Linked DNA regions of Mus musculus: regions 1, 3, 4, 5, 6 and 7 are each linked to region 2. The links are chromatin loops, found by intact Hi-C in ENCODE. Cell type or tissue: gastrocnemius. All regions are shown on one strand.

Region 1 (4,000 bases), 280 kb before region 2:
TGTGGTTCACACAAGTCACAACACTGAGTACCAGGCACCATCCTGTCTCTGGACACTGAGAGCGACAGGGCCTCGGTTTGGGTTGGAAGCATCACTGTATAAGCAGGCCTTACAAATCTAAGTCTCTGTAGTGGGCGGCCTGCAATTCCACCCGGGCTCAGGAGCACAGACAGAAAACCACGCCCAGCTAGGGCATGCTGACAGGACGGCCCTGCCCACCATCAAGCTGACCGCCCATTCTAAACCGTCACACTGAATAAAACAGAAAGTGTGTGCATGCCTTCGCGGTTCTCCCTGTGTCTTAGGAAGCGCTTTAAACATTAACCACACTGAGGCCTTGGCTCCGCTGAGGTCATTAGTGCCTCCTACCCAGTCCTATGCTAGTTGTTGCCCTGAGAGGCCCAGTTCACAGGCGCCCCCACCCTGGCCGTCCATCTCCCACACTCCCTCGCAGGACTTGGCTGGGGGATGTGGTCAGGAATCATTACACAAAGCCACATTTGCATAGGAGTGGGACCTTACCATGGGGTGGGTGTCCAAAAACACTTTCGTTAAGATTTCTGTCATCAGTCTTGTCTGCAAGCACCCAGATCCACTACAAGCTCCAAACTCCACATCACTCAGCTCCCGGGAGCAGCCATGTTGGTGCCACTCCTGTACTGCTGAGGCCTGTCTGATGGGAGCTGGGCGATCCCCTCCACTGTGCGGTGTCAGCCAGCCCTCTCCTCTCTATTCTTTTTTTTTTTTTAAAGATTTATTTATTTTATGTACACTGTCGCTGTCTTCAAACACACCAGAAGATGGCATCAGATCCCATTACAGAGGGCTGTGAGCCACCATGTGGTTGCTGGGAATTGAACTCAGGACCTCTAGAAGAGCAGTTAGCGCTCTTAACTGTTGAGCCATCTCTCCAGCCCCCTCTCCTCTCTATTCTTATTGCTGTTGATTGGTTGGCTTTGTTTTCCCAAAGACAACGTTTCTCTATGTAGCTTTTGCTGTCCTGGAACCCACTCTGTAGACCAGGCTGGCCTCGAACTCAGAGATCGCCTGCCTCTCTGCCTCTGCCTCCCGAGTGTTGGGATCAAAGATGTGTGCCACCTGCCCAGGATCTCTTAGCTACTCATGTTACCCCCAACCCCCAGATGCTGAGATTTTCCAGAAATTGAACCGTGTTTGGGTAGTGACTGCCTTTGTGTCTCAGGAGGCCCAGGTTTGGTGGGAGTGTACTTGCGGTTGTCAGAGTGACCCCAAGGCTGCCCACTTGCTTCTCCCTCTGGCCTGCAGCTGTGTCACCTGCTTAGCCTGGCCAAGGAGACTTTGCAGATATTGGTAGATCTTCCCATAGCTCCATGGGTGGTGGCCCTTTGACCCTTTGCTGTCAACCAATGGGATTGACCTTAACCTTTTGACCCCAGTTGTCAGGGAAGCCATTGAAAATAAACATGTGGCCCTTCTCAGGGGAGGGAAGCCTCAGAGGTGAGCACATTCCTCAGATCCTCTTTGCCTCCCAGGTGACACAGGACAGGCCACATGGGGAGGAGAAGGTACCCATAAACAGGCAGACCAACCTTGGCAGCAGGGCAGGTATACCAGGCCCTGATTGGACTAGAGCTCCCAGCAACACTCACAGTGTGACGGGTCAGGCTGGCCGGCAGCCAGTGCTGATGTGAGCATGGTTCGGGCCTCTCCCACCCCCTTCCCTTCTGTTTGAATGCTAGGCAGACACTCTGTTGCTGCCTGGAAGGTTCTGGACAGAAGTGTGCCTCTCAGGTCACATGCTTATTAGCTGGGCCGGACACACCCCTCAAGCCCTCAGGCTCATTCTGCACTCGGCCACTGTCTGGAAACACGGGGCCAGCTGAGGCACAAGAGGAATTAAGGACGGAGGCTGGGGGAAAAGGACGGGCAGGCACCTGCAGTGCAGTCAGAAACCCCCAAAAGTGAACGTGGCTTTGATCTGGTCCTGGCTGTACAGCTCTACCCAACATGGTCCTGTTCCAACCTGTGAGTCCCTGTCCAAACCCACATCTCCACGTTTTGACTAGCCTAGAGTCCAGAAAATCAGGGGGCCAACAGGCCACCCAGGTCTCTTCATAGCACATACCCAATTTAGGTCACCGCAGATGACCCACTTCTGCCACCAGATGGCGATCCCTGGGCATTTTACAGTAATTGCTGAGTGGGGTCCAGAGACTCCCAACTCCTTGGCAAGGGTGTGGAGGAACCAGAAGGCCACCTCAGGCTGGGCGCAACCCCAGCAGCTAATACATGGGCACACCAGGGAGGTGGCCTGCTGGAGGGCAAAGGTCGAGGTGTAGTCGTTCCCCCAGCATCCTCACAACCAGCCTAGGCTGCTGGGAGGTGACTCTGTTCTGGGTCCCAGTCGTGCCAGGCTTCAGACCACCTGTGTGGTCACCTGCTCTATGTAACCTTTCTGTCAGACCTGATGTCTCCAGGATCCCCCATTCTATGGCCCTGTCACAAAACTTCCTGGACCTGGCTCCCAGACACTGCCTTCAAACAAGAAGGAAAGCCAGAGACCCCACAGAGTGGCAGCTGGCTCCCAGAACGCAGTTCCTTCTCTGATAGGCTCCTCTGAGGCCCTGGGGAGAGGCAGTGCTCCCAGACCTGCACGAGGCCAGGGTTTGCTGGCTGGTGCTAGTTGCTCCGTCAGCCCAGTGACACCATTCATGGCTCCAGGGGACGGTGTTTAGGATACACTTTAACTATAGGAAACTTTGTCCCCTTCAAGAAGCCTCCTGTGCCTCAGGGCCCCTGGCCACTGTGGTTGTCTCTTTCCATCTGTTCCACGGTCCCCTCAAGAAAAGTATACAGAAGGCTGTTTGGGGGCTGGAGAGATGGCTCAGCAATTGAGAGCACTGTCTGCTCTTCCAGAGGTCCTGAGTTCAATTCCCAGCAACCACATTGTGGCTCACAGCCATCTGTATTTTCTGATGCCCTCTTCTGGTGTGTCTGAAGACAGCTACAGTGTACTCATATACATCAAATAAATAATTCTTTTTAAACAAAACAAAACAAAAAAACCTAAAGGCTGTTTGGCTGCTGGATTCTCCACATCTTTTCTTTTCTTTTTTTTTTTTTTTTTAAGATTTATTTATTTATTATATGTAAGTACACTATAGCTGTCTTCAGACACTCCAGAAGAGGGAGTCAGGTCTCATTACGGATGGTTGTGAGCCACCATGTGGTTGCTGGGATTTGAACTCCGGACCTTTGGAAGAGCAGTCGGGTGCTCTTACCCACTGAGCCATCTCGCCAGCCCTCTCCACATCTTTTCATAGGTGACAGAGAGGTCCCTGGTCAGAGGGCAGATGGATACCCACCTGCCTTCTACAGGATGGGATAAGTCAACTCCATCAAGTGTGATTCTACCCGGAGTCCACCAGCCAGGAAACTGCCAAGCTGGAAAGGGTAGGTAGGTGGGACCAAGGTTGGTTGCTGGGGCCCAAAATACATAGGGTCAGCTACTTCCCACCATAGGGACTTAAGCTCGGCCTTCCTGTCCTGAGGGGAGGACCTCTTATTACCAGAGCTGCCCTCCCCCCACCCCCGCCTTCCTCTGAGCAATGAAAACATGTCACCCTTCAACATGTCATCCTTCAACATCACCTGGGCCTGACCTGTACCTCAGTCTCCCACACTGAAAGCCCTATTGCCTTACCTGAGGCCAAGGCTTCTGTTGGTCCCCCTGGGCCCTGGAGCAACTCTGCTGAGGGAGCCTCACCCTCACCCTCCTCTCTTCAGTGAAGCCCCAAGCAGTGAGGGAAGGGGCTTGACTTAGAGCCTAAACCAGGAGCCCCCCAGAAAACAAGGGGCTGTGCACGGAGTGACTTCCTCCAGGGCTCTGTGACCTCTGTCTCCTCAGTACTGCGTGAAGGATTAGCAGATATGCACGGGCCAGCTGCTTAGAGTTGGGGACCTGGCTACCCATCCACCGTCTGTGAACTTTGCCTGTTTATACTGAGCTCCTGGCACAAGC
Region 2 (4,000 bases):
GCGCGCCCACTCCGGCCCTGCGCGCCTCCCGGAACCCCCCGCTTGTTCGCACACGCGAACTAGGAGCAGCCGCCTGCAACGCAGCCCTCTTAGGGTCTGACCTTGGACGAGCTCTTTCATTCTCCGTTCCCGGGTTTCTTACCCTCGTTTTCTCCTTGTCTCCTAGGAATTGTGGCGAAGAACAGAACCAACCTGGCAGCAAGCTTGGAATGTTTCTAAAAACCTAACATTCAGTGATAGAAGAGGGGCTCTGGATCTTTCTTAAGAGTGAGGCCACGTGGGAAACTGCTTAGCGAGAGAGAATCTTTACCAACCTGATCCTGTTTGCAGAATGAGCTCCGTTCCTATCCAAGACTCACACGGGCTCCGTGGGAATGGGACAGAACTTCTGCCCTGACTGCCCATCTGTGCTAACTCTTCCTAAACCTTCAGTCAGTCAGTGGTAGTAGTGGACTCTGTCTGGAGTGGAAAATGGTGCCTCAGAAGCCCAGAGCCAGCAAAACTCCAGAGAGAGAGCTTTCTAGGCTGAACTGGGGGAGTCAGGGAGTCAGGCAGGTCTGACCTCTGGTCCCAACACCCTCCATCTAGAAACTGCTTCAGCCCTTTACACAGCAAAGCTGTGGCTGCGGAGAGGCCACAGTGCTGCGGGTTGTGGACACAGGCACCCAGTGTCCACACAGCCTGTGGGGTGCGGGGTCAGTCAGGGAACCCTCAGTATCCCCATAACATGAGTGGACTTAGTGAAGCTCTTGCTCAAGCCTAGGTTGGTGAAGGAGAGAGAGTATGGGGTGTGGAAGTGCATTTCCAACGTCCCCTCCTAGAACCGGGCGTCTACAAGACCCTATCAGAATTTAGAGTGCCTTCCTAGCAAGTGATACAGTGAACTGCACCTCCCAACAGCCTGACACTAGTGGGTTCTGGAAGGTCTCTCAGCCCCAGGCCTCTAGCAGGTGTCTGTCCTAAGGACGGGGTATTTGAGGCTACATCTGTGGGCTCTTCTTCCCCTGGGTGGCTGGGAATGGTGAATGTCTGGCGGGGCAGGTGGGGAGGACAATCCCCACCCCATGAAGTTTTAAGCACATTCCTCTCCTGCTGTTTTGAGCCCAGAGAACCTCTCTGCTGGTCAGAGAGTGAACGTTGCTGGACTGTTTGGTGTGGGAATGGTGCTGCTCCTGTGCCCTCAGGCACCTGGGCATCTTAGCTTCCGGCATTTGGAGCTCTACAGTTCCCAGGTCGCTCCAGCCACCCCCCCCCCCCGCAAGAAACAGGAAGTCTTCATCGGGAGCTGAGACTTCCCAGGTGTACCGGGGTGGTGGGAAGCCCATTGTAGAAGTATCAGGAATCCTGAGTGTGGGTCGCCCACTAGGAGCAGACCTTGCCTGGGAGCCTGACTAAGCTGCTACCATATTCCTCCTGTCCAGGCTGCTCTCAGACAGCCTCAAATGCCTGGTGGGAAAAGGGTGCATTTTATGAGTCAGGAGAGCTAGCTACGGTCACCTGCAGTCACAGCTGGCCACCCAGACACTCTTAGGACCTACCAAACTGCCTGTCCTCTGTAGCAGCACTCTAGGGTGTTTTCAATGTTAATCTGAAGTCAGGCAACCGATACTGGGTTCCCTAAGCCCAGGAGGGGCGAGTACTCAGCAGGATCTGAAGTAAGCAGGAGCCCCAGGCCAGAAGGCTTTGAGAGAGCATTGGCCAACTTGAGATCGGGAGTTGGTCAAGAGTACAGGAAATAACTGGAGATGAGGCTAGCCTGCCTCTGGGAACAGGCCTCTGTAGGTGTCCAGCCCAGTCATGAGCCATATGTGTGGGCTGACTCCCGGCCACTGGACCAAGCGACAGGAAGGACACATCAAAGGGAGGAAAATGCATAGCGTCTGGACGGGCAGAGGAGAGGGTAACAATGGGGGTCACCATCACTGGGAAAGCCAGCTCTGCCTTTATGTTCAATGTTGGAGGCTTGGTGACAGACAACACTGGTTGGTCTGCACGTATTCTGCCAGTAAGCATCTGGCAGTATTATTTCATCTGCGTTGGACATGGCCTCATTGACAAAGGCGCTGGGCACCCATGCAGCCCACAGCTTAGGCAGAGGGCACCTGGACAGGTGAACAGTGCTTAACTACACAAAGCTCTTTTCGTATTTTTGCCTCTCTGACCTAGTGAATTGACCTACAGCCTGGTTCAAGAAGTTGCCACCAAGTGGATTGGGGAACTTTAGTCTAAACTCACTTCTGCAGCCTCTCTTCTCGCTCTGTCTTTCGAATCTGGAAATCAATCTGGCATTCACACAGCAGGGGCCCTCCCATAGGAACCAGTTGGCCAGTAGGAGCGGTGCGGGAGCGCCCTCCAGCGGTCACATTCAATATGGCAACTGGCGGGAGACAAGAAGGCAGCAACGGGGGAGGGGAGACTCCAGGATCCAAATGCTCCTGATTTGGACCGTGGGCAACTTGGGAACTACAAAAAAAAAAAAAAAAAAAAAAAAAAAAAAAAAAAGAAAAGAAAAGAAAAGAAAAGAAAAGAAAAAAGAAAAAGGAACGATTTAGCAGAGGGGGAATAGTAAGATGCCTATTAGGCTGGGTGTATTGGTACACACTTGCGATCCTGACTCAGATGGTTGAGGCAGGAGGATCTTGAGTTTGAGAGCAGCCTAGGCTACATAAAAATAAACGAAAGGGGTTGGAGGGATGGCTCGCCAGCTAAGAGAGCTTGCTGCTCTTTGAGAGAACGAACCTGAGTTTGTTTCTGAGCACCCATGTCAGGCAGCTCACAACTGTATGTAACTCTAGCTCCAAGGAATCTGATGCCCCCTTCTGGCTTCTCCAGGCACACGCACCGGGATATGCAGCAACCAAACGGCTAAGCAGATGGCTCCGTGGCCAAGTGCAGTAACCTGCAAATAGAAGTCTGAATCCCCAGCACCCATTTGGAAAGCTGTGCTTGACTGTCCTTGCCTATATAGCCCCAGCACTGGGAGCAGAAGACAGGTGAATCCTCCAAGCCCACAGTTCTCCCAGCCTAACGCTACCAACAAGCTTCTGATTCCATGAGAGGTTCTATCTCCAGGCAGAGTCAGAACAAGGACAAGGTCCGGAAGACGCCTGGCATGTGCTTTAGCCCCCGTGTGTGCGAGCACACACACACCCACAGAAAGAGAGAGAGAGAGCGCTACATATGCATATACCTCACACACACTGACTTTCCTATTTGACTCCACCAGGGTCCTGAAGGGGTGTGGCCAGAGATCACCTAACCGGAATGGAACCAGCCCAGTAAGAAGCCAGAATTGTCATATTAGGAGATGTCAGGAACACATGGATAGAAACTGGAGATAGCCCGGGAGCACTTCTCAGGGAGCCTGGGAGCACTCCTAATGATGATTTATCATCATTGCCTAAGGCTGTGTCCTAAGAAAAGTAAAGCCTTCACCAACCTCTGACTTCCCCAAAGCCCTCAAATAGGTAATTCCCAAGGCAGTTGTCCGCCAGCTGTGGAGCGCATGCCCAGTGGGTATCGGTGCCTTTGCTCTGGGAGGGAAGCACACTCTGGCTCATCCACAACCACTGCTTCCTGGAAGCAAATCCTGCCACGCCTGGTTGGAGAGCACGGCTAGAACCCACTGCTTCCAGGATAAGCAGTGAAGTTTGTAACAGCTTTATTGAAACACGAGCTACACATAACATAAAATCCACAGGTTGCTGGGACCCACATATATTACAATGTAGCCTTAACTGTGTTTACAGCGCTGTGCAGCCACCAGCACCAGCCATGGCAGAAGCCACATAAGTACACTCTCCAGCTTTACATTGTCACAGGGCTATAGTGACAGGATAGCTCCATGGTTAAGATTTACCCACTGCTCTTACAGAGGGTCAGGTTTGGTTCCCAGCACCCATGTGCTGGTTTACAACCATCTGTAACCCGAGTTTGGGGGAATCCCACAGCTTCTTCTGGTTTCCATGACTATGCATGCAAGCAAAGTGTGCACATAAAT
Region 3 (4,000 bases), 200 kb before region 2:
CCACACACATGCTTCTTTACATCACAGTCCTGAGCCGTACCTGCTACTAGCTTTTTAATTTCAGCTGTCCGTCCCATTGAGAGGCATATGGAAGAGAGGCACAATAGGAAACCATGAAAAGTCTCTTCTTCAGAAAGAAAAAAACAATCAAAGAATCAAACATGTTTAGGTGACAGATTACAGAAACTGGAACCAACAAATTTAGTCAGACTAAAACCAGAGACAAAAATAACAAGTGTGGGAAAGTTCCACAAATAAGTTGTGAGCTCCAACCAAGCAGAAGAAAGCTCTGGGTTCTACCTTCCAGGTCTGCACTGTCAGCCAGGAGCAGTGGCTGAGCAGCTGCTCAGGCCTGGCCTTCAGGGCTGAATGAGAAGCAAAGCCTCAGTCTTTTCAAACCCACTTCGGGGCACGAGTACCCTAGGCAGGCCCAGGTCAGACTTCAGCTGAGGGTTCACCAAAACCAACTAGGCAGGTGGTCACTAGAGGGCTCCTGGGCGGGCTAGCACTGCAGCCCCTGCACAAGAAACATCACAGGGAGACCATAAAGCCAAAACGGACACGAAACTTTAGAGGAACTCAGGGCACATCAGCCGTGGCAAACTTCAAGTGCTGGGGGACACGGGGCATGCTGCTGGCCACCAACACCACCCCAGCCCGACCTGAGCACAGGTCCATCTCAGGCACAGCCTTCAAATGAGTCTTCAAACCTGTGTACCAAGGCCTCCCTCCCAGCCTTTAAGCAAGAGTAGAGAAAATATTAACCTGCTTAAAGATGAAATCAAAATAGTAGTTAAAAGCCATGTGACCATTTGACACCTCTTTTAGGGGCACAAAAGGGGAGATTAAAAACAACCCTAGAGAGGTGAGAAATAGGGAGGGGTCACTGGAGGTGTTTCCTTAGCATAAAAACCAAGCAGCAGAAACTGTGGAGGCAGGAGGGACCCAGGAGCACCCACCCCACTCCAGCTCATTCTGGGGCTCCTCCCAAAGGGCCAGCCTCACCTTCCAGCTTGCTCCCCGCCTGGTCTCCACCCTGTTGCTCAGCCTCCTTCTTCTCCCTCTGCTCTGCAGCCTCCGGCCTTTGCACAGGGAGGCCCGCCTTCCCACCTGCACACAGGGAGACTCAGCTGCTTTGTTGGAAAGTCAGAGTTGGGCGTGGGGTGAGGGGCTGGCAGATGTTTCCTAAAATGACTCTATAGCTAGCCCCCCCCCCCTCCAGCACAGTTTATATCCAACCTAATGATTACCAGGGAAGTAATAAAGAAATATTTAACAATCTCAGCTGATGGCTGTGAGCCAATGGTGACTACCTGAGCCAATTAAAATGCGAGCGCCGTCCTAACCAGCTCTTAGACGGGTACTTAACAGTGTGTTACCTGTCAAGCGTTCCTGCACTGTCCCCCGTGTGCACCCCCAGAACAGCCTGGCACCTGACATTTAGTGGTCTGGCAACAACTGTGTGACAGATATTATGGAAGCTGTCAAGCTCCCAGGCTCTTCTTCACTCCACAAGCTGCTGAAGGGGCCGTGACATTCACATGCTAATCATGTGGAATGGGAGGGCTGGGGACTGAGAAGGACTAGCCCATTTCTGCTGCACCCACCAAGGGAGCTCCCCTTGGCGACTGACACTCACCAGCATCGCTCTCAGCAGCACTCTCCACGGGCTTCCACAGGGCGCCTCCAGCCTTCTGTGCAGGCTCCCTGCCGTCATCTGCTGCCAGAGCCTTCAGCTCCACAGAGTCCCTGGCCTGGGCAGCTGGCTGCGGATCCCTATTTCCTGGCCTGGAATCTTCCTTCCTGGGCTGCACAGGTGGCTGGCCATTTGCTTCTGGAACCTTCTGAGGATGTTCAGTTTCTCCTACTGCCAGGACTTGCCCGGGTCTCTTTCCTTCCCCTCCTCTCTCAGGTTCCTGCTTCTCCTTCTCTGACTCAGGCAGAGGTGGTGCCCCTTGACCCCTGCCTGCAGGGTCTCCTTCATCTGGGAGCCTGGGAGGTGGCTTTTTCTCCTCTGGCCCTTCTTGGTCCTGGCCTTCATCCACCACCACTTTATCATGAGGGATGGGAGGCTCATGGCGATGGGCCTCACCCATAGGGACAGCAATACCTGGAAGGGCATAAGGACAGGTGGAGGAGATGAGGCTGAAGTTCCTAGGAATTAGAACGGTCCTCTGGCTCTCAAGTGTGACATGACCATGACCATGACCTCAGGTCCTCTACAGCTATCTGAGGACTGCCAGGACACTAGAATGGTAATGTCACAAGAGGAACAGTAGAGGGCAGCTGTCTTGACCAAGGGGAAGGTGGAGCACAGGTCTAGGCTAAGTTAGACATGCGAGCCCTTCACAGGGTTGCTTAAGCCTTTCTCTGTCAAGGCAGCTGGTTGGGGCCGTTTATTTAGCACTCACCTTGGCCGGGGCGATCCAGCTGTGCGGCTTCCTGCTTCTCCTTGGGAGCTTCCCCGCCAGGCACATCTACAGGACCCTTGATCTGGGCCTGCTCCAGTACCTCTTTGTCCTCTGCTGGCTTTAGCTTCTCTTGGCTATCCTCAGCAACAACTACAACGGGATCCTGGACTGCAAGCAAAGCATAGTGAGCCACCAGAAACCAGTACAGGCTGGGCCAAATGGCAGAATGGAGGTTTCTTCCTGTTTAATCATGATTATCAGCTAAATGGCACAGAATCCTTCCTTTTCATTCATGATAAAAAAAACATCAAAATTCAATTTATACCTGTAGTCAGATGACATGCTGTGTAATACTTGTCCACAACCACCAGGTGGCAGCGTGAGCACACAGCCAGGCAATGTCCCTAGGGTCTTCCAGCAGGGACCAACTGCTTGCCCTGAGACCTAAACTGAAGGACTTTTAAGGATATGGTTGGGTGGGCCTGTCAACCTCTTGCTGTTGGTGGGGGAAACTCACACAAGGTGAGACGAAAGGAGAGGCTGGCAAAGTTGTCCACATGCCCACAAATGCATAGGGGTCCATGTTCCATCAGAAACCACAGCAGAGTATTGTGGCTCCAGAATTGGAGAAAACTAGCTTCACTGAAAAGACTGCTTTTGAGAGCTTGGGACCTAGCTGGGCTGGTAGCACACACAGGCCCTGGCCAGGGCTCAGTACCAGCATAACATAAACTAGGTATGGCATCATCATATGCTTTGGAGGGGGATGTGGGAACCTTATAGATTCTAGGTCATCCCCGGGCTAGTTTCAGGCTAGCCTGGGCTACGTGAAATCCTATCTCAAAAAAACAAAAAAACCATGTTCAAGTGCTGGGCAATCATAAGAGGATCTGAAGAGCTATGCAGATGAAAAACCACCTTAGAAAACAGAATGTGAAGACGGCCATGTGGTTCTGAGCACTGACTGCTTGTGCAAAGGGCCTGGTGTGGTCCCTAGTACCCACACCGGGGTTCAGACCATCCCTAACTCCACTTCTCGTTGGTCTGATGCATCTTCTAAGCTTTTCAGGCAGCAGGCATACACATGGTATACAAACACACACATACGAGAAAAAAAGTTAAGGTTTGTTTGTTTGTTTGGGGTTTTTGTTTTGTTTTGTTTTTAATGGCTGTCCAGGAGCTCAAAGATCCACCTGCCTCTGCCTCTGCTGGGATTAAAGGCGTGCACCACCATCACCCAGCTAAGAAGAAAAACCTTTTAAAACAACAGCAAAGGCCAGTCTACTCTGAGTGGTGTCCCACTCATGTTCAGGTGAGGCGGCGGCCTGCTGTTCACTGTCTGGAGCCCTGGGGCAGGCTCCGCATGGCAGCTAAGCATTTGGCTCAGTGACCACGCAGGTATGGGGTTGCCCTGATGCTCTTCTGAGAGGCCTCTCAGGATTGCCAAGCCTGTCTGTGTTCTAAGATAGGAAGTAGCCTGTCAGGCAGAAGCTGTGAGCCTGTGAAGGTTTTCTAGGCCCTACTACCAGCAGTGAGCTCCAGGAATTCATGGCTGCTGGCCAGCACTGGACATGGGCTCTCCAAGACAG
Region 4 (4,000 bases), 120 kb before region 2:
GTCAGGCTGCCTCGGTCCTGCTCCTTCAGGGCTCTGTGATATTCTGCAGATGTGGAGGGGGAGGGCCAGGTAGGGAGACAGAGGGATGGGCACCCTGGCTGGGATGGTTCTACAGATAGGTCTAGTGCTGGGTCTATAATACTGGAACAAGCAGCAGCTGAGATGCTATGTTATAACCTCCATGGCAGGATGCTTCAGGCCTGGAAGGGTGTCCCACCCAATAGTCCCCAGGTCTCACCCTTTATATTCTCTCTCTCTCTCTCTCTCTCTCTCTCTCTCTCTCTCTCTCTCTCTCTCTCTCTCTCCCTCTCTCTCTCTCTCTCTCTCTCTCCAATTAGAAACCAGGGGTCCCCTCTCTTCCAGCTAGGGAAGTCCCCGGCTCCATTCTCCAGTTCTTTTGTGCATACCTAGCATATCTAATGCTGGGCTAGGCTCTCCTGGGTGGCTCCCACCTGCTGAGGGGGTGGGAGGGGCCAGTTTGCTTTGGCTTTGTGACTGAAGTTTAAATGTTGCTGCCATTAGGGCTCATCTGGGTCTGTGTGTGGTTGGGGTGGGGTCAGAGGGTTTTGCTTCCTTCCTAACAAATCCAGGGAGAAGCCCAAACAGAGTGTGTGCTGAGAGTGAGGAGACCAAGCAGACACCTGAAGAGGCCATATGGGTTCCTAAGTCCCAGAAATGCATGTGGCATCCTGGCAGGGCAAAAGCCCCCGACGGAGACACCGCCATCTCTGGGAGACTAGAAGAATCAAATAGCCAATTTAGCCAAGAAGGGAATCTCAGGGCAGGGTGCTGTTGCTATTACCTGGTCAGACCCGACAGGTCTCTTACTATGTGTGTGTGTGTTGGGGGAGTGGGGGGAAGAGAAAGAGAGCTGTCCAGCTACTTCTGAACTGAGGGACCTGCCCAGCAGCCGGTAGAGTGGAGAAAGGCGAGCCACCTTACCCAAAGCCTGAATATCTGTTAGGCGCTGTCTTCCCCAGCTGTCTTCCGGATGCCTGGCTCAGGAATGCTACCCCAGGCTTGCAGGGCAAGCTGGAGAACAAGGCCCCTGAAAGGCCTTGCTTTGATTTTTTTTTTTTAAAAAGGCAGTCTATAGCAATCCCCTCTCGAGCTGCCTCAGGGAAGGGACGCCCCAGCATCCACGGTCCATCCTGCTACTCTGGTCTCTTGACCGCTGGTCGCTACCACCGAGCTGCAAAGACTCCCTACACCCAAGCTGTGGCTTTAAATTGCAAAGGGCATTTTATCTTTTTGTTACCACACAAGGGCGGCTTGTGAAGTATAATGCCCGACCAAGCCTTCTACAGCGTCTCTAGCAAAACTGACTCCCCTGTCCACTACAAACCTGGCAAAACGGAATTGTAAATAAGTTCACGGGCATGACAAGATGCCCGCTGTTGGCAATTCCGCAGGCATACAGACGGAGGGTCAGGTCAAAGGAATTCTGGGGACATGGGACACAAAGAGGACTCTGCTGCTAGGGGAAGATAGCTTCCCCATCCTGACCACACTGGACTGTGCAGGAAAGAAGGCAGAGGAGGAGGCCTGGGCTTGGCCGTGAGGATTGCACACACTCCCTACCCAGAAGGCCAGTCAGTCAGCCAGCTGGTCAGACTTCCACGATCCCTGCCACTCTCCCGGGTTCCTTGTCTCACTCGGGAAGTATCGAGGAGGACCAAGGCCTCTCTCCACACTATGGACATGCTGGAGTTTCCAGGGCTACACTGAGCCAGAGGCTGGGAATTCTGACTGTGGCTAGTAACCTGGGCTGCCAGTCTCCCTTAACAGACAAGGAGCCAGCAACTGTCCTCTTGGATCCACCGCTCAACGCTCCAAATGAGGGTAGGGTCAGTGACATTGGTGAACTGTAGGCAGAGGCCAGGCTTCTCAGGGAGGGGCCCTAAGAAGGACAAAAACTGAGCCAGAGTCCCTGGAAGGCCCTCTTCCCCTCCCCCCAGGTCTCTTAATCTTTAACTGCTTCAGGGCTAACCCTGACTCCTGAAACAAACAGGCCCAGCTCTTCCCAGTTCTAGGCACCTCCCTTAGGCTGGAAAGATATATCTGAAAGCAGGGCTGGAGCCGGGACCACGTGGAGCAGGCATAGTTAGGATGCTCCCGCGAATGCTGGAGGCACACCTAACTTTAACCCATTTTCTCCATTGAGAGCTTTGCCCGAAGAGTGGCCAGAGGCCAGCAGGCAGAGTGGAGCAAAGTGGACTTAGGACCCTGACTGGGGTCCGAAGGCCAAGAAGCAGACAGATCCGGGTAGGGGTGGCTCCAGCTTCAGTAAGAGGATATTGTGGTCCCTGGAGTAAGCAGGGGAGGGGGCTTCCTCTAGAAATCTGCTGGGCTATTGTTGCACTTTCCGAAACCGTGGAAGGTTTCCAGGAGGCAGTGACAACCCCAAATAATAATAATAACGCTCCTCCCCCAGCAGCAGGAATTCTGGAAAAAACAGCTGCTGCCGTTATCGCCCCAGGAAAAAACAAGGTCAGGCGCTGCAAAGATTTAATTTAAGGTGTGCCCCCGCCGCCTGTGGGCCACGCACCAGCACGCACGCGTCCTTGGAGCGCGGGGGTCGAGGCCTGTGGGAACCCGGAGGCACCCAGGCTGCCTCTGCATCCAGAGAGTCCAGCAAACCAGACCTAGCTCTAGAGGTCTCAGCGGGGAGTCTGGGGCGGCCCGCAGTCGCCTGGGGCCATCAGCGGACCTCACTCGGGCTGCTGGCTGCCCCGAGCTTCTGGGGGGCTAAATCAGTCTCCAACAAAGCACTCTGAAATGAGGGGCGCTGTCAGGAGAACATAGCCCGACCTTAATGAGAAGTGACGGCAGAGTGGGCCGCAGGCGCTGGCAGGCCAGGTCGGCTGGAGCCCAAAGACCCTTGTCCTTGTCGGCTGCGGCTTGTAGGGCTGGGCTCCCGGCGCTCAGGGGCGGGATGGCTGGGCTTGGAGAGCTGCTCGCGCCGTCCGCCGCCCAGTCCCCACCGACCACACTTGCTGAATACAGCTCGGGTGCGGCACTTGGAGCCGTCCGGGGCCAGCCCTGGGCACCGCCGCCTACAGAGCCTTGGTGGTGGCCTTGGGAGGAGAGGACAGACGCTTCACTCCACGCAGACTGGAGAGAGACAGCGCGCGCGCTGCGGCTCAAAGCATGCTTCCTTGGCGCTCCACGCCAGCCTGGGGAGGCTTTGAAGTCACCAGCATGGGCAGAAGAGTACCCGGAGATTCCCTGGACTGTGTTGGGAGTGTTCATATTCTTGACTACCAGATGGGAGGGTCTGGCCTGGCCCTCCAGGCCGCCAATCCACCGCCCGGGCCCGGGTCGCCTAAACTTCCAGGCAGAAACCAACCAACACCCATGATTCCCCTATTTCCCAAACTGGGGAATAAGGAGCAGGGGTTAGGAGAAAGGGGGAGGGGGGAGGGGGCAGGGTCGAACCCGTTGGTTTTTTACTTTAAAATTATATATTTTATGTCACAATCACTTTTCGTTAAGACCACAAGCATCCAATTTGGCTTGGCGTAATAAAATCAGCCGGAGCTCCCTTAAACGGAGCCATTGCAGAGAATTAAGTTGTGAAATCTAATCTATTATATCCATAAAGGAGAATGCTTTCATTGTAAATTCAGGTTATAAAGAAACTATACCTGGGCCGCCAGCCTCCCTTTCGGATCTGCTACTTGAAGGCTTATCAAATTACTGCAAAATGTTGGGCTCCCCTCTCTATCTCACGGCAACCAAAATTAAATGTGGCAACATTTCTTTAATACCTAAGATCGGAAACAACTGGTTCAACAATGGGATATAATTTTTAAGACACCTCCATTCGCGTCGGAAAGCACTCTACTCCCCCAATTAATTCAAGTTTTTAAAAACTCTAAAAGCACCACGACTCCGCAAGTGCTCAACTGTTCCGGCGGAGGGCTCTCGGGTGCAATCCCGGGTGGATCGCACGTGGACCGCACACACCCGTGGCTCGGACCCACAACAGCAGCGTGCG
Region 5 (4,000 bases), 140 kb before region 2:
TTCAGGCACTAGAGAGACCTAGGTGACTCTCTGCCCTTCAGTTTCTTCTGGACTGAAGGTTTGTGCCTGCAGCTAACACTTCCCCTCAGCCCCTGCCTACACCTGACTCTTGTTCCTCAGTGGGGCTGGACAGGGCCGCTGGAGCTCTCTCTTCCCAGACACACAGCTCTCTCCCACAAAATAGTTTAATGCAACTTAATGGCTTGAAGTTGATGTAAAAATTACAGGCACACGGCTGGGGTGGGGTGGGGGCCTCGTAAGAAATCCTTTAGAAAATATAATTGAGTTAATGGAGCCATAACTGCGGCTCATTTTGGGGGTAATTGGCCCGCTTTTTGTCACCCCGTCCATTTACATACTCCTGTTTTCTTTTTGCGATTGATTTTTTCTTTATAAAGTGGGCCACTTTACTGCAATTTTTACAGCCCCAGTGATGAATAAAACCTCATCTTCCCGCTCATTAAGACACTGGAATTAGCCGGGCCCAGGGCCCCACCAGGCAATTTGCTTAACAATCCCAAGGCCGCAGCAGCAGGCGGGGCCAAGCTCCGGAAGGTGGGTCCTGGACCCTGATTCACCTCCCAAGGAAGGAAAGGAGGACAGAAATCTGCCTCTAACTACCCAACCTTGAACTTAACACATCCTCTCTCTCCTCCCGCCTTCCTCTCCTGCTGAAGGCTTCTTCGGCCTTGGACTCTCCTCCCTACAGCCGGCCTCCTACTGCTGTCACTCAGAGGCCCCACCCACCCGCCCCTGACTGCAGATCAGGGTCACGCTTTCTAGAAAATACTATTATTTTTAATTATATATATATAAATCTATATACACACAGAGTGAGTGTGTCTGTTAGCACAATGGAACATAAAACGGAACCGGAGCTCTGGGAAGGGTGGGTGATCCAGCACCGAGCCATTCTCTCTGCAAAGGCAGGAATAGTAGGCATCCTTAAACGGGTCGGGACCAACTCACCTGCCACTGGCAACCTGCTGTTTGATTTTGACTTTACTCTCTTCTTCCAGTCCTATGACCAAACCCAGGGCATCCTGGGTGCTAGGTTACCACCGAGCTCTGCCCCTGCTCTCTCTTTACCTTCCGTTTCCAGACAAGGTCTCTCAAAATTGCCCAAACTGAGCTTGAACTCCTCCCTGTAGCTGAGGCAGGCCTTGAGTTTTGATCCTTCGGCTTCAGTCCCCCCCCCCCCCCCAGTAGCTGCAATCAGAAGCCTGCAAATGCCAGGCCTAAGTCACTTGGCTATCTTCCACGGCATTGTACATGGATCCACGTGGGGTTTTTTTTTTCTGACTTTATAATACTTCCATACATGTGAACAGGCCTCCTGCATCACACGCTCCTGCCATGAAATACTGTACCACCATAATTTCTGTCTTAGTTTCTCTTCCAGTTGATGTAAAGAATTCTTACCAGCTAGGCATGCCGGTTCTTCTGTCTGGTTTGTGCGGCCCTAGCAGTCTCAGCTCCTTAGAGGAGCACCTTTAAGGGCCCCCACCTGTCTCCCAACATCGTTTCAAATTTGTCTGGGGATCAGACTGGAGCCTGTACTAACAGGATTTGGGTGACACTAAACCATAGGGGCCACACTCAGAACCACTGCGCCAGGCCAAATCCTCGGTGTAGGCAGTCACTGTGGGCAGCGGGCCTCACCTATGCCGGGAGGAGGAGGAGGAGGGTGCGTCCTTAGGCACGACCCCCCGAAACCTAACACCCCGCTAGGCAGAAAAGGAGGCAGGCAATGAACTCAGGTAATGGAGAGTCAAGGGCTCCGAGCTAAGTGACCTTATCTCGGCAGCCCCCCAAACTTGGACCCACCCGCCAATGGTGCCCTCTGCTGGCCATCCCAGTCTCTGACAGGAAGGCTAATTGGCTCAGGAATCAAGCATAGTCGGTTCTGATTGGTCACACTGGGCCGGTGGGCTAGGATACTGTGATTGACAGCCAGATCAGGAAGCAGTCAGTCGGAAAAGCTGTCTGGGCACCTTGTTTGGATCAAGCTCTTCATACAAACAAGAAAAAGCCTTTCTCCTTCCCACCCGTACAGCGTGGCTCCATCCCTGTATAATCACAGAAGTGGAGTTACTTCTGACCCAGAAGCCTCCACGCATGCTCTGACTATGTTAGAGTGTGAGGAGAGCCACAGTCATTCTAAGAAAGCTGGTTGTCAGTCCTGAGTGTCAGTCCTGAGTGTCAGGTTGATCGACCTCTTCTGAGGAGAGTGCTTTGCAGCTGAGCTGGGTTACACCTCTGCTTCCTTGTTTTCCTGGAGAGAGCGTGTGGGGCACCCGGGACACTTGTAGGCAGATTGTGGGATGGAGAACGGACAGCTCCATCCCTGGAGGCAGGTGTCTACTTTCTGGAGAGGATGGGGATGCAGGCAGGGGTTACTGTTATTCATGGTGTCCCCTAGAGACATAGGGGATTGGGGGGAGTGTAGGATGGTTTAGATTCCAATTGTGTCACCTCCTTCAAGGTCTGAGTGGAAGGGCTCTTTGGCAACTCTTCAGGGGAGGCAGTCCACGTGCCTGCCAACCTGGACTCCTTGCTGAGAGGGATGGGAACCCTCTAGCCTGTGCCACACAGTAAGGCATTCTGGACTGGCAGGGCACAGATAGCTGCAGACCCTTGAGGACAGGAAGCCAAGACTTTAGGGACAGTGAGTACAGCCGCAGGAAAACCCGCAGGACCCGAGGAAGTTCACCAGAACTAGAGGAGATACATGAGCCTTTTTGGAAACCATGGACGCCAGTGCCAAGTCATACAACTGCCTGGGTGCTGTGGATGCCTGTGCTCTCCCATGACAAGCAGAGTCGTGGGTAATGGGAGCCAAGTTCCCTATACTTCACCCAGGGTCTGTCCCGGATGCTCCTGGCTGGGGTGCTTCCTACAGTATGACCTGACCACTTAGATACCTCACAGCCACCCCCATGGTCCCTCTCCATCCCTTGGTCCAAAGGGAACTTCACGTTCCCTCCATGGGTCCACAGACCCAAGTGGACTTTGTGGTCCCTGGATTTCGAGCCTCAGCTGCAGGATCCCTGTCCAGGCGTCACTGTTGATCCTGCTGCCTGGGGCAGGCCAGGTCCCCACTCAGGCCCCTATCTTCAGCATTTGTTGGTTCTGACTCCAAGGTCCTCCCTCCTCAAATGGAAAAGCGTAGCAAAGAGACTGGGCAGAAAAGGAGACTCCCTGCAGTCTCTAGCTCCTCTGCCCAGTGCTGGGGGTGAAAAGGATGAGCAGGTGAAGCCTCCAAGAAACCTGGTCTGTCTCCACCCCAGGACTCTGATCCACTTTCCAGGAGAAGGTGTGGTGTGGTGGGACAATGGACAGGCTGAAGTTTTGTGTTCTTTTCCTGGGGGAAGAGATGGAGACCGAGTGTGACCATGTTGGGAGTTGGATACTCCAGCCCCTAGGCTGCCTCTTCCAACGTGTCATGAGAAACCCCCAGGGGATCACTATGTAGCTCTGGCTGACCTGGAACTTCACATGTAATCAGGCTGGCCTCAAACTTGTAATCCTCCTGCCTCAGCCTTCCAGGTCTTGGCATTACAGGCTTGCTCTACAATACATAGTTCCAGCAGCTGTTTTCTGCAACAACTGAAAGCTGAGGTCATCGAGAGGCCAGCAGGGTAGAGGAGGCCCTACCCTCCAGCAGGAGAGCCCTCCCTCCCCCTGCTGCCCCATGGCCTGGCTAGACCTGGGCCCCAGAGAGTTGGGGGTGGCTCCACAGCCCAGGAGCCACAAAGGGCAGAGAGAGTGCAGGCGGCCAGCCGCCAGCAGGGCCGCCAACAATGTGGTTTCAATCTAATTGTCCCAAAATATTGTTACAACACAAACCACGTGCCATCCATTCACCTGCAACTGATCAGCCGCAAAGCTACCGGATAAACGGGCTGCACACTCTGCCTGGCTCTGCATCTGGCCTGCTTTCTGCCTGAGCAAGGACGGTCAGGACAAGGGGCTAGGCTCTGTGGTCTACCAGCCCAGT
Region 6 (4,000 bases), 74 kb before region 2:
GGGAGGCGGGGAAAGAGAGGAGACCACAGATCTCAGATTTAACTCCTTTGTGTCCACGCAGGAAAGAGACTGGAAAAATCCAAAGGAATATAGCTGTGTCGATTGGCATCTACTTAAATACTCCCCCCCAACACACAGAGAAAAAGAGAAGCAGAAATTATGTATTCATCGCCACTAAGACATCACCTCTACTTCTTGAGAATAAATAACATTTGGGTAGGCAACCAAATTCTAACCGAAATATTTGCTTGCAGAATATTTTAAAAGCGCTTTGATTCTGATTATGATAAAGAGAATTGTTTAGAGGCTGTTTTCCATTGTAGAGAGAAATTTGCGAATATGCAGGGACAGGCCCTGAGAAATGCTAAGCATGGTTTTCACACCATGACAACCACCCCTAAAATTATCAAGTGAAGATATTTTTAAAATCTAGGGGCTGATAGAAAAAGTAAATCCTTATCTTGGCAACAGAGCCTCGATTTTCATTTCGATTGTTGCTACGCTGCAAAGTGTGGCGGAGGGAGATAATAATTGAGAGCGGACAGATAGATGGCTGGCGAAGAAAGGTACATCTGCCTCTCGGGCAGGGGGAAGAAGGGCATATATGGAGCCTGTGGGCATGCCTCAGGCAGAAGTGTATTCCTAGTTTGGGTGGGGGGCGCCTGGGAGTGGAGGTACATCAGGGTAACTCAGAATCTGCGCTTGGAAGTTGGGCCTACGTGCAGCAGGTTCTGCCACCTGCCAAACAGACCCTTGGTATGGACAGAGCATCTGGTTTACAGCGTGAGGCTATTTCTTCTTTTTTATTTTGTGCATAAAAACAAATAAAAATGCCCCAAACCTTACACCTGACAAATTATGGAAAAACAAAACCACAAGTCTCCCCTGGACACGGACACCCGTTCTCACTATCCCTAGCTCCTCTCCCGCCCTGCGCCACCACATTCCCATTCAGCAGCAATGATCTGCGCAAAGGAGCTGCGCAGTCGCTGGGCTTGAATTAGGCGCCATCAGGCTTGGTAGTAGCCCTGCTGCTCCCTGATTGGCAGCTCCCTGGCCCGGCGCCAGCCTATTGGGAGGCCTGTTTACGCCGAATGAGTGGCACGAGCTCAGGGCCGTGGAGGGCCGAGCAGCCAATCAGCGCTCGGGCTGCTCCGGGCTGAGTGGCACGAGCTTATTAGTATGCAGGGCCCGTGGCTCGCCGCGCCGGGCTGCAGGTTTGAGAGCCGCTCTGGATGGGCTCGCTAGAGTCGTTGTTGTGGAAGCCGTGCATTCACAGTGCAACAGTCAGCACATTGAAAATACCAATAGGAATACAAACCAAAGTCACATTTACTGATTTAATTGTATTGCATTCAATTGTATCCAGGAAACAGCCTCCAGTAAGTAACTCAAATTGCTTTCATTTTTAATTTTTTTTGCTATTTTTATTATTTTATTATATTATTTTGGTTTTTGGGGGTTTACATTTTTAAGCAAAAGAAATTCAGGATTGTGATGTTAAATAATAGAGCTTCCCTTTTAAAATCCGTTATGATGTTGAAAGGCTTTTTTTTAAAAGATGGACTATATATATGAGTACGATATTTTTTCTTCTGAAAAATTTTATCGATCGGTTTAAAATTCCCCCCGTAATGCGTCCTTGCTTTGCTCTGAGCGCTTGTTGTCTCGATCGACACCCTGCATTAAAAATAAATTATCGAGACAGGACAGAGACCGCCAAGCTTCGTTCAGCAAGAGCCTCGCGGGTAGCCCCGAATGGACAGTCAGTGAGAGCCCAGTTCTGGAGGAACCAGGAGCGAACCCCAATTATTTGCTCCCCCATCTTACTCCCCTCCCCCAGCAATCTTGAATGGGCTCCGCCCGGTCGTTCCGTGGCGCAGGGAACGGTCGGCTCTCCGTGGCCACGGCTTTCCGGGCCTCAGTGAAGGGACAGGAGATTAGAGGGGTACTGGCAGGTTTTCAGGTTCCGCTCCCCACAGACTTAATTCTTTTCAGAACATTTCCCTTTTTTTCCCTCTCTGGGGGAGTTGGGATGGAGGAGGGGGGCTGAACAGTGGGGCGTCTTCATGCTGCGCGTTCTGGGCAGCACGCGGGCTCAGGCCAAGACCCGCGTGGCGTGGTCCGGGGACCGGTCCATTTCCCAGAGCGGGGGTCTTGCACCACCCAGTCCCCGTTCCTAGCTGGGCTGATGGGGGGGGGGCGGGTTTCGCAGGGAGCGGGTTGTGAAGCGACGCTGGAGCCATTCGCTCCCGGCGCGCTCCTGGCTGCGGCCTGGCCTTGCAGGCCCCATTGCGCCCACCCGCGCGGGAAACTCGGCAGGAGGGAGCCCACGGACTCCAGAGCTTGGCCTCCACCGGAGGACAAAGGCGTCTCAGACCCGGCGTTTCGATGCGAAATTTGAAAACAAAGCAAACCTTGAGGAGCTGGGGGTACGAGTGCTGCCCAAGCCTCAGGAGGGTGCACAATTCTGGGGGTCACGCCCAGCCACCCGGGGGAGGATTTCTGGGGTTCGGGTTCTTTAGCTGTGCTCTCGTCGTCGGCTCTCCGGCCGCGCGCGGCTCTCTGCCCGCTGCCACTGTTTCCTCTGGTCCAATCCTGCCCGGGGTCCATTGCGGTGTCTTGTACCGGGGTTTGGCTTGGGGAGGCCTCGGAGCCTCGGGACTCGGCGATCTGCTGCATCTCAGCTTCCGGCCGCGGCTCTCGGTCTGTGGCCTCAGTTTCTGCCCTTACTCGCTCCGTATGGAGCCGGCTTTCCCAGGCCCTGGGCGCGAGCAGACCGGGGCGGCGCGGCAGCTCTCGGGCAGGACAGAACACAAAGAAAAGTCCCCTCTAGTCCGTTCAGAAGCGCAACGGCGGGTACCGGAGACACAACCCACCCCTTGTTTGCGTAGAAAGTCTAGCAGGCTTGAGAGAAAGGCACGAACGAGCCGGCGATCGGCCCGCAGGGGGTGGAGAGTAAAGCCACTGCTTGAGCCCAGAGCCCGCGTCCCGAGAATCGCCGGCAGCCCCCACTTTCGCTCCCACTTTGAAATGTCTTACTGGGGGTGGGGGGCCCAGAACAAAAGCCCAGCGCACACGACTCCCCGGAGGCCGTCGCGAAGCCTTGTACCGCGCGCGCAGCCTCCGACCCCACTCCGGCCCTCGGCGCCTTTGAAGCGGCAGGTTCCTGACCTCCCTCCCCTTCCTCCTTTCCCTTTGTCCTGCTCGGCGCCCTCCGGGGCTCGAGAGGCGCCGGCCTGGGTTGGGGCGCGCAAGTCCCTCTCCATCCCCGGGCAGCCCATCCTCTGACCCCGGCGCCAACAACGCCTCGGCCTTGTTTGAGCCTTCCGCGCCGTGGCTATCGCCGAATAGGCCCGCGCGGTGGAGAAGCGAGTTATTTGTTGGACCCGGGGAGAGTGAAGCTCCCCAGAGGGAAGAGAGCCCCAAACCCCTTTGTATGCAGTTCGAGCACAAAGAAGTCTTTGTGTAGTCCCGTTTATTTACAATGCAAAATTCTCCGAATAAATATTAAAAAAAGCTTATCAGCTGAGCAAATATGTATTCACTTAATACATTATGTTTTCGGTTATAGATTAAATCAGACACAAAATAGTGTGCAAATAAGACAGTGTAGAACCCAGAGCATAAAATATAGCAATTTTAAATGGTATTTACGAAATAGAAAACATCTTAATCGCTTTGTTGTCACGGTGGAATGGCTTTAAAAAAGGTTTTGATTGTCTGCAAAGTTCACAGTTAAGAATATCTCCATTCTATTGGAACTGAGATGAAGTATTAAAACAATGCGTATTTCGGAAATAAGGAGAGAAGTATTCGAAATGGAGGAGGGCCGAGAGATTTTGGTCGCACGTGCATGGTGGTGTACAGTTTATTTCGCTTGCTGGGTTGCTCCTCTCAGAGTTGAAATTGTCTCCGATTTCGCCCGGGAGCAGACTTCCGCGATGGGAGGGGTAGAAGAAAAAGAAGAGGAGGGTCATTTTAAGCCGGCCCTGTCCGA
Region 7 (4,000 bases), 120 kb before region 2:
AGAGAGTGGGGCGGCCTGGACGCTGGGCTGCGGCTCGCGCACCAGCTCCCTGTTCCCGCGCGCCCTTCTGCATCCAGGCTCCGGCGTGTCCACGTTCCCAATCGCGAAAAGGGGACGAACTCTGAGCCCTCCGGGAAGAGAAGGCTGCAGCCGCAGTCCAGGAAAGAGCCCTAGGGCGGGAGGGGTGCAGGGCGGAGGGGCGGGAGAGCTACCAGCGCCCCACGGCCGCGGCCCTCGTGGGGGTGGGGAGGGCGCCCAGCCCCACCCACGTGGAGGCCCCCGCCCCGCCTCCATGAGGGCAGCGTCCCCGCCTGCCCCAGCGCCTCCGCCTAGCCCCGCCCCATCGCCTCCCGCAGCGGCCGCTCCCTTTGTCTGGGCAGCCGGTGCAAACCAATGGCATCGCGTGGGCGGTGCTCAGGTTGGCCAATAGATGATCCAGGAGGTGTGGCCGAAGAGGAGGGTCTATTTCCCCGAGAAGATACGGTAAACTGGTAAGCTTTTCAGGATCTGGGCTCTGAGGCCGAGAGTGTCTGCAGCTTCGAGCTGGCTCCGCCGTGGAATTACAAATTTTGGATTCCTTTCCACTATCTGGAAAGATGCCCCCAAATCCGGAAGGAAGTGTAAGGGAATCATATCTGGACTCTAGGGAGAGGAAGCCCCAGGGGATTTGATTTTAGAATGGCCCCTTGCACCCGGGACACGCAGTGCCTTGAACTTTGAAATTCAGGGTGTGCAACATCCCCAGAAGTCAGGAAGGTTCTCTGAGATCGAGTGGTAATAATGTGATGTTCAGCTTTCAAGGCGTCTCTGAGTTCAGGGGCAGAGGTGCATAGGCCCTCTCAGGAAGGACTACAGGATTGGGGGCCACTGCCCCAGGACCACCTTAGTGGGCAGCGACTCATTTGCTTTCTGAGCGGAGAAATATCGAGTGCTGAAAAATATTCAGGCTAAAGTGGACCACGGCCAGAGAGCTGTTGCTGGCTTGCCCCAGACAGACAGGGAAAGATACATCTCAAGTGTGCCCCAAGCCACGCCAGGGCAGCAAGTGCAGGAGACAAACAAGAGCCAAGCCATACCTACAGGAGCAGGCAGGTGTCTCCTCTTGAGTTCACCGCCTTGTCCTGGTCTCAGACCTGGAGGTGTTTCCCAACCTTTTCTCCCTTTCTGCATCTTGGCTCCAAGTGAAATCCGCAAACCAAGAAGAAAAGGAAAACAACCACCTGATGTAGGGGCTGTAATCTGGTGCCGCCGATGGTAAAATGAGCCCCGGAGGTAAATGAGGTACATTACAACCCTGGATTTGCAGGGCTCCACCTGAGCGCTATCAATCCCAGCATCTCCCAGGAGGTTGTCACAGAAGCTAACATCTAATTCCCTGTTGCTGAAGGCAGTACTCAGCCACCTTTATGGCTCTGTTTTGAAATTCCTCTTTTCAGAAGTCCAGGGATCCTGAGAGGGCCTGTAGCTAACTGAAGGGCAAGTTGCAGCACTCAGGATCTAGGACTTGTCCGGCTATGGTTGCAAACCACAGACGTGGTGATCAAATCGACCTTGAAGTTCAGCTCCCAGGGATTAAGCACCCCAGGGTGGACACAAACTGATTTTTTTTTTTTAGACCAAGAGGGATTGAATCAAGATAGTGGTCAAGATAATTCCTAATAGCCTCTCTTCCCACCCTCAAGCCCTAGAAATGATAGAAAAGTTTTAAAATCCATTACAACTAGAGAACAAGAAGAGTGCCTGGGAGACAAGTCAGGGCACTGCTCCTGCAAGAGGGAGCATGGGAGGGAAACTGCTGGCCGGCAGGAGGGCTCCAAGGAGAGCCTCTCAGAGGAAACTGTGGAATTCTGGGATCTCTGTCAGGGTGATGGGTGGGAGTCTGTGGAGACAATCTCTTCCTGGGCTGTGCTCAGTGGACTGAAACTAAGCAGATGCCCTGGAGAGTCATATGTGAAGGAGTTCTCTTGGCCTTAGAGCCTCCACTGAGGTTCTCAGCAGCACAGGAGGCCCAGTGCATAGAGACTGGACTACTGGATGGGAACACTGATGGGAGCACTGAACAGTACAGAGCAGCACAAGTTAGAACCACTGGCCCTGGCTGCAGAATTGGCTCGGTGATTAAGAGCACTTGTCTAGCACTTGCAGAGGACCTGGGTTTGAGTCTCAGTAGTTACATTGTATAGGAGTACACCATTGCTCTCTTCAGACACACCAGAAGAGGGCATCAGACCCCATTGCTGGGAATTGAACTCAGGACCTCTGGCAGAGCAGTCAGTGCTCATAAAGACTCAGTAGCTACATTGTGATTCACAACTGTCTGTAACTCCAGTCCCAGGAGAATCTGGTGTCCTCTTCTGACCTCTGCAGAAGTTGAAGGACCCTGGCCATTCTTTTCACAAGAAATCTTGGGCTTGGCTTGTGCTGTCTATTCCCAGAGAATGTGTGTTCAGGCAATTAAACTTAGTTAATTTAGTTTAAATTTATCTTAAGTATCTGAGCCTAGTTCTTGATTTCATATCTACTTCTTTTTTGTTTTTGTTTTGTTTTGTTTTCCGAGACAGGGTTTCTCTGTGTACCCCTGGCTGACCTAGAACTCACTCTGTAAACCAGGCTGGCCTCGAGCTCAGAAATCCGCCTGCCTCTGCCTCCTGAGCGCAGGGATTAACGGCTCATGTCTACTTCTTTACTACAAGTGTAAGGAGCCCTGCCCGTCCTCCTGACTTTGGGTTTGGCAATATGGCTCCCTCTGGCACATGGGATTGTTACCAGATGTGAAGTGGATAAAGTTTGAAATGTGCTAGCGAGGTCAGCCTTATTATATTGGGTGCCAAGGAGCCAGGATGAGGAGATAGTCTATTGGGAGAATAAATGGGGTGGATCTGGTCTCAGGAGGAGAGAGCATCCCAGAGCAAACCTCAGTCCCTCGGGACACTGTAAGCCATGTTCTGAGGCTCTCTAAGCAGCATGGTTGTGACAGCTGACTGGAATGGCTGTCCTGACTAATACAGAAGTGGACAGAAGGAGCCCTGGGTAGAAGGAACCCTGGGTTGTGGATGACAGGGAAACTAAGGAGGTAGAAATAGTGACATTTTCCCTGGCTACCCTGCAGCAAACTAGGAGAAACGGAGAAGCCTGTCACCTGCCACCTGCAGAAATCGAGGCCAGGTATAACGAAGGTTGCTTAGAACTGTGGAGTCTCAGGTTGAAAGGGCTACTGTTTAAATCCCCCAAATATGTAGGAAAAGTGGTCATTATTGTTTTGAGAACAATGATGAAGAAAACTTGGTCCAGGAAAAGGACATAGATCTGGTTGGGCAAGATGGCTGGCTCCACAGGTAAAAGTACCTAGTGGCAAGCTTAATGACCTGAGTTTGTCCCTGGGATCCACATAGAGAAGGAGAGAACTGATTCTCACAAACTGTCCTTTGACTTCCACATAGATGCCATGGAACTTGTGTGTGCACAAGTGCATGTGGGGACACACACACACACACACACACACACACAGGGCTTAGGCCTATAACAGCCTCAGAGTACTAACCAGATTACAGGGCTGGAAGGGCAACAGCTAACTCAACGTGTCCCCAGCCAGTTGGAGAGACTGTACTTGAGTGAAGCCAAGCTTCAGGCACAATCCTGTCCCTGGAGACAGAATAGCATTTTTTTTTTTTAATTTGTTTGAGGATGTGGGTACTCACAGATATCTGGAGGCCAGAAGAAAGACTACTAAGTTTCTACCTTTCCATTCAAGTTTTTCCTTCTCATGGAGACTCTGGCTGGGGTACAAACCCAACACAATGTGGCAGATACAATGCGAATCTGTTTCAAGCACACACAAGCCTATCTGATGTCCTCTTCCCACACTGAGTGCAGACAGCCACTCCCAAGTGTCCCATGGATGATGGCAGGGAAGCCATCACCTCGGAGACTCCTTGGCGGTGTGGAGTGCCAGCCTGGAAGTTGTTCTACTTGCTTTGGGGTGTCCAGAAAGAACAAACTG

The links. Hi-C counts contacts between places; a loop is a spot of excess contacts. Peaks named below come from ENCODE experiments on the same cell type or tissue, not always from the same donor. Only the 100,000 strongest peaks of a DNase experiment are listed, where the experiment ranks them.
Region 1: a loop joins it to region 2, with 2.1 times the contacts of the local background. A loop is called at or near these places in 4 of 42 quality-filtered maps.
Region 3: it touches region 2 in a loop (4-fold over the local background); 21 of 42 quality-filtered maps call a loop at or near these places.
Region 4: it touches region 2 in a loop (2.8-fold over the local background); 16 of 42 quality-filtered maps call a loop at or near these places.
Region 5: a loop joins it to region 2, with 2.1 times the contacts of the local background. A loop is called at or near these places in 14 of 42 quality-filtered maps.
Region 6: it touches region 2 in a loop (5-fold over the local background); 18 of 42 quality-filtered maps call a loop at or near these places.
Region 7: it touches region 2 in a loop (7-fold over the local background); 15 of 42 quality-filtered maps call a loop at or near these places.

Annotation. Positions count from the first base shown.
Region 1 is chr11:120,028,239-120,032,238 of GRCm38, forward strand. The region is part of intron 1 of Aatk (apoptosis-associated tyrosine kinase); the gene reads right to left. Among named protein-coding and RNA genes, the nearest start is that of Mir338, 15 kb to the left of the region's middle. In gastrocnemius, a CTCF peak has its summit at 2,145 (motif pointing right); DNase peaks (open chromatin) are centred at 1,666, 2,210 and 2,558.
Region 2 is chr11:120,305,425-120,309,424 of GRCm38, forward strand. No RefSeq gene overlaps it. Among named protein-coding and RNA genes, the nearest start is that of Mir6935, 40 kb to the right of the region's middle. In gastrocnemius, CTCF peaks have their summits at 2,336 (motif pointing left) and 2,831 (motif pointing left); DNase peaks (open chromatin) are centred at 2,346 and 2,843; H3K4me3 peaks cover 1,380 bases; H3K27ac peaks cover 1,733 bases.
Region 3 is chr11:120,108,427-120,112,426 of GRCm38, forward strand. Slc38a10 (solute carrier family 38, member 10) reads right to left here. Exons shown (of 17, transcript NM_024249.5): 12 at 2,412-2,579; 13 at 1,640-2,110; 14 at 1,006-1,110; 15 at 41-64. Among named protein-coding and RNA genes, the nearest start is that of Ndufaf8, 11 kb to the left of the region's middle. In gastrocnemius, CTCF peaks have their summits at 2,267 (motif pointing right) and 2,782 (motif pointing right); DNase peaks (open chromatin) are centred at 2,808 and 3,960; H3K27ac peaks cover 315 bases.
Region 4 is chr11:120,182,905-120,186,904 of GRCm38, forward strand. It overlaps 2810410L24Rik (RIKEN cDNA 2810410L24 gene), which reads right to left. Exons shown (of 3, transcript NR_030682.1): 3 at 3,746-4,000. It also overlaps Gm9734. Among named protein-coding and RNA genes, the nearest start is that of 2810410L24Rik, 5.0 kb to the right of the region's middle. In gastrocnemius, no CTCF peak of the experiment used is centred here; DNase peaks (open chromatin) are centred at 651, 1,617, 2,242, 2,666 and 1 more place; H3K4me3 peaks cover 2,884 bases; H3K27ac peaks cover 3,786 bases.
Region 5 is chr11:120,167,617-120,171,616 of GRCm38, forward strand. No RefSeq gene overlaps it. Among named protein-coding and RNA genes, the nearest start is that of Gm39486, 4.2 kb to the left of the region's middle. In gastrocnemius, a CTCF peak has its summit at 1,843 (motif pointing left); a DNase peak (open chromatin) is centred at 1,858; H3K4me3 peaks cover 876 bases; H3K27ac peaks cover 855 bases.
Region 6 is chr11:120,231,726-120,235,725 of GRCm38, forward strand. It overlaps Bahcc1 (BAH domain and coiled-coil containing 1), which reads left to right and starts at 1,222. Exons shown (of 28, transcript NM_001347621.2): 1 at 1,222-1,382. Gm11772 (a long non-coding RNA gene) reads right to left here. Exons shown (of 2, transcript XR_001780401.2): 2 at 3,459-4,000. In gastrocnemius, no CTCF peak of the experiment used is centred here; DNase peaks (open chromatin) are centred at 678, 1,066, 1,935, 2,118 and 2 more places; H3K4me3 peaks cover 4,000 bases; H3K27ac peaks cover 4,000 bases.
Region 7 is chr11:120,189,714-120,193,713 of GRCm38, forward strand. It overlaps 2810410L24Rik (RIKEN cDNA 2810410L24 gene), which reads right to left and starts at 143. Exons shown (of 3, transcript NR_030682.1): 1 at 1-143. In gastrocnemius, a CTCF peak has its summit at 2,207 (motif pointing right); DNase peaks (open chromatin) are centred at 335 and 943; H3K4me3 peaks cover 994 bases; H3K27ac peaks cover 1,568 bases.